Regions from separate parts of the Homo sapiens genome. Here region 2 is linked to region 1. A link is a loop called in an ENCODE intact Hi-C map of the cell type or tissue named here. Cell type or tissue: heart right ventricle. All regions are shown on one strand.

Region 1 (2,500 bases):
GTCCAGCTTATTTGTTTCCTACTTTTGCTGGTGCTTTTGGTTTCATGTCTATGAAGTCATTGTCTAATCCAAGGTCATGAAGATCATGCATGTTTCCTTCTAAGAGTTTTATGGTTTTAGCTCTTATATTTATGTCTTTGATTCATTTTGAGTTACTTTTTACATATGGTGTGATGTAGGGGTCCACCTTCCTTTTGCAGGCAGATACCCAGTTGTCCCACCACCATTTGTTGAAAAGACTATTATTCCATTGTATTTTCTTTGTACTCTTGTTGAAAATCAATTGACCTAAATATAAAGGTTATTTCTAGACTCTGAATTCTGTTCAGTTGATCTATATGACTATCCTCACACCATGTCCCACTCCCTCCCTTCACCCCTCTATAGGAACTACAGTGCAATGTTGGCTTTCTCTATTATTGTAGCTTTGTAGTAAGACCGTAAATCTTAGGGTGTGAGTACTCCAATGTTGTTCTTTTTTTTCAAAATTGTTTTGACTCTTCTGTGTACATTGATTTTCCGTATAGATTTTAGAATCAGCTTGTCAAGTTACGCAAAAAAAAAAAAAAAAAAAAAAAAGACACTTGAGATTTTGATAGGGATTGTACTAAATTTTCAGATCTGGGGAGTGTAAAGAACATGGCTGTGCTTTGGTCATGGATAGGCTGAGGTAAACATCTAGAGTGACTCAGTGAGTTTACAGCACAGGCATATAACTCCACTTGTTATCTTAGCCATGTAGCCATAACATAAGAAGGCTCATCATTTGGCTCTAAGCCACTATTGTCTGTAAAAGGTATTACTGACCTGCTGACACTGTACAGGTGCGCTTGTGCCCAGAGAAGGAGAGAGAGAGCCAGAGCTGTCCGTCTTTGCAGATGGACAGGAGGGAGCCAGAACACAGCTCTGCTCACTTGTACCCACAGAGAGAGAGAAAGAGTTAAGCTGCTGACCCTGAAGGGAGAGCCAGCCATGCAGCTGTGTGTGGGAGCCGCCGGGCTAAGCAGCCAAGACAAGGCGAACAGTGTGACAGAGCTAGTGTGAGTGAGCTGCTGCTAAGAGAGTTACTGAATAAAACAACCTTTCACCTGCCTACAGCCCCCGCAGCGTTCTTTCAGCTATCTGCTCGTCCATCCACTCGCTTCGGACCTCAGCATGAGCTGGAACCTGACTCCAAACAGGACAGAGAGTAGTACCATTGTTGTGAGTTCTATTATTATGTTTTGTTTTATTTTTTCTAATTTGGTCTTGGGGTCTCTTTCTTGACAGTGGCTATAAGCTAAGATAGCCACCCTCTAAGAGAGCCCTGACTGGGGGGATAATTAGGTTCAAGTGTGTCTGTCAGGTGAGACACAATGAGAAAGTGAAACCAAAGTTTGTGAAACAGAAGAAATTTATTACTCACAGGTCCCAGAGAGGTTAGGGGTGCCTATGAGGTGTTGGGACATCTGGAGCCAACAAGAGGTGTAGTGCAGAAGGGGGCAGGCGGGGAGGGTGAGAGAGGAGAAAGTGGGAAGGGGGACTCGTGGTACTATACCTTCATTAAGTTCCATAGGCATTAACCTTTAGGCTTTCTCTCAGGAGTTGTAGACTGATTAGTTAACAAAAACCTGCTGAATGGGGAACTTATTTTTGTGACTCTGGTGTTGACCATTAGGATTTATTGTAGCCAGCAGCTGTGAGCTGTGTTGGGTTTTTGAGTCAGTAGGATGAGGAAAAAGCAGGCTGTACTGGAAACGACCACAAAGGGAGGAGAAATTTTAAAAGCCAAAGGTGATGGAGTACAACTGGGTTTCAAATAACTTACATCAGACCTAAAAATGGATGCTGAGATGCCAAGTATATTAAACAAACTTAAAACAAGCATCTTAATATTAGGCTTTTTGATTCATCAATGTGTGTTTATTTAGATCTTCTTTAATTTCTTTCAGTGATGTTTTTGTTCTCAGCATGTAAGTCTTACACTTTTTTTGGGTTTTTTTTTCTTCAACTTTTATTACAGGTTCAGGGGTACATATGCAATTTTGTTACAAACGTATATTGTGTGATGCTGAGGTTTGGAGTAAATGAATCTATCTCTGAGGGGGTGAGCATAGTACCCAATAGATAGTTTTTCAGCCCTTGCCTCCCTCCCTCCCTCTCACCTCTTGTATTTCCCAATATCTATTGCTCTCATCTTTCTGTCCATGTGTACTTGTTGTGCATTCCCACTTATAAGTGAGAACATGTAGATTTGGTTTTCTGTTTCTGCAGTAGTTTGCTTAGGATAATGGCCTCCACCTTCATCCAATGTTGCTACAAAGGACTTGATTTTGCTCCTTTTTATGGCTGCATAGTATTCCATGGTGTATATGTACCATATTTTCTTTACTCAATCCAGAGTTGATAGGCACCTGGGTTGAATCCATGTCTTTGCTTTTGTGAACCATGCTGCAATGAACATACAGGTACACTTATTTTTTTGGTAGAACAGTTTACTTTCTTTTGACTGTATACCCAG
Region 2 (2,500 bases), 340 kb after region 1:
ATGATATAAGGTAAGGGTCTATATCATTTTTTAGTATACTTTCCTATTACAGAACACTCCAACTTTCCTTTTAGAGAACTAACAGGGTAAGGGGGACAGATACCACACACAGGAGTCAGAGGAAACCTTCCTTGAAGTGGGGGTGAATTATAATGCTTTTGTGCAAAATTACAGGCCACTTTTGAATCACCTAGGCTGTTCAGGAAATCTCAGTGCTTTCGTATGATTTGAGGTGGTCCTGGATAGGGAGACTTCCTGCTGTTTTGTAAGTGGCAAATAAATATCTTCTCTGGAGGAAGGTACCATCATCCTCATCTCAAATTATTTCTACAAGTAACTTCAGTTATAGTCAAAAGTCACAAAACATGTAAGAAAACTAGAATCCTTGAGAAAGAAACAGCAAATGCAACAATTTCAGATGCTAAAAATATCAGATACAGACTACAAAACAATTATATATACTATGGTTTTTAAGAAAGACAATTCAACAAAAGAAAATTAATAAATGTAATTACACCATATCAATAGAATAAAAAGCAAAACCCACATGACCATCTCAATAGACACACAAAAAAATTCACCAAAAATTCAATATCCTTTCATGAGAAAAACAAACCTAGAAATTGAAGGGAACTTCCTTAACCTAATATAGAGCATTTATGAAAACCCATAGCTGGCCAGGCGCGGGGATGAAAAACCCGCACCTGGCCAGCTATGGGCCACACTTTTCATCCCAGCACTTTGGGAGGCCAAGGCGGGTGGATTGCTTGAAATCAGGAGTTTGAGACCAGCCTGGGCAACGTGGTGAAACCCCATCTCTACAACACAAAAGTTAGCCAGCCATGGGGGTGTGCACATTTGGGCTCAGCTACTCGGGAACCTGAGGTGGGAGGATCACCTGAGCCTGAGGAGGTCAAGGCTGCAATGAGCCATGATTGGGCCACTGTACTCCAGCCTGGGCAACCGAGTGAGACCTTGACTCAAAAAAACAACAACAACAAAACTCTCATAGCTAACATCACACTAAATGGTAAAAAATGGAAAATTTTCCCCCTAAAATCAGGAATAAGACAAAGATGTTCATTTTCACCACACCTATTCGATATTGTACCGCAGGTTCTAGCCAGGGAAATTGGGCAAGAAAATGAAATAAAAAGCACCCTGATTGGAAAGGAAGAAGTAAAGCTATCTTTATTTTCCAATGATATGAATAATACAAAGAACATTCTACCGGCCTGGGCAACAAAGCAAAAGTCGTCGCTACACAAAAATTAAAAAATTAGCCAGGCATCATGGCACATGCCTGTAGTACCCCCTACTCAGGAGACTGAGATGGGAGGACTGTTTGAAGCTGGGAAGTCAAGGCTGCAGTGAGCTGTGATTGTGTTACTGCATTCCAGCCTGGGCAACAGAGCAAGATCCTGTTCCTAAAAATAAGAAAAGAAAAATTCTAAAGAAGCCACCACCCGCCTCGGCCTCCCAAAGTGCTGGGATTAGAGGTGTGAGCCACCGGAAGGCAGGTGGATCACCTGAGGTCAGGAGTTTGAGACCAGCCTGGCCAACATGGTGAAACCCCGTCTCTACTAAAAATACAAAAAATTAGCTGAGCGTGGTGGTCCATGCCTGTAATCTCAGCTACTCAGGAGGCTGAAGCAGGAGAATCACTTGAACCTGGGAGGCATAGATTGCAGTGAGCCGAGATTGCGCCATTGTATACCAGCCTGGGAGACAAGAGTGAAACTCCATCTCAAAAAAAAAAAAAGAAAAAAAAAAGAAACCACCAAAGGAACTATTAGAACTAATAAATAATAAACAATTTCAGCAATGTTGCTGAACCCTTGTAATTGATACAAGATCAATATACAAAAATCAACTGTATTTCTATACAGCATCAATGAGTAATCCAAAAATAACATTAGGCATTCCATTTACAATAGCCTCAAAAATAATGAAATACTTAGGAATAAATTTAACAAAATAAGTCTGAAGGCTTGTATACTGAAAACTACAAAACACTGTTGACAGAAATTAAAAAGACTTTAAAAAACAGAGAGGCATTCTATGTCCATGGATTGGAAAACATACGATATTAAGGTGGCAATACTCCCCCAACTGATCTACAGATTCAGCACAATGCCTATCAAAATCACTGCTGCCTGTTTTAGAAAAACTGACAAGCTGATTCCAAAATTCATGTGGAAATGCAAGGGACCCAGAATAACCAAAACAATCTTGGAAAAGAATGAAGTTGGAGAATTTACACTTCTTGATTTCAAAACTTACCACAAATTTGCAGTAATCAAAACTATGTGGTACTGGCATAAGGACAGATACATTGATCAACAGAATGACATTGAAAGTCCAGAAATAAATTCATATGTTTATGGTCAACTGATTTTTGACAAAGGTGCCAAAACAATACAATGGGACAGAATGGGTTTTTCAACAAATGGTTCTGGGACAACTGGATTGCCACATGAAAAAGGATGAAGTTGCACCC

Evidence for each region. Hi-C counts contacts between places; a loop is a spot of excess contacts. Peaks named below come from ENCODE experiments on the same cell type or tissue, not always from the same donor. Only the 100,000 strongest peaks of a DNase experiment are listed, where the experiment ranks them.
Region 2: it touches region 1 in a loop (2.5-fold over the local background); 6 of 110 quality-filtered maps call a loop at or near these places.

Annotation. Positions count from the first base shown.
Region 1 is chr18:35,729,385-35,731,884 of GRCh38, reverse strand. LOC105372064 (a long non-coding RNA gene) reads left to right here and starts at 1,029. Exons shown (of 5, transcript XR_935377.3): 1 at 1,029-1,203. In heart right ventricle, no CTCF peak of the experiment used is centred here; a DNase peak (open chromatin) is centred at 995; H3K4me3 peaks cover 738 bases; H3K27ac peaks cover 677 bases.
Region 2 is chr18:35,393,776-35,396,275 of GRCh38, reverse strand. No RefSeq gene overlaps it. Among named protein-coding and RNA genes, the nearest start is that of ZNF396, 18 kb to the right of the region's middle. In heart right ventricle, no CTCF peak of the experiment used is centred here; no DNase peak of the experiment used is centred here.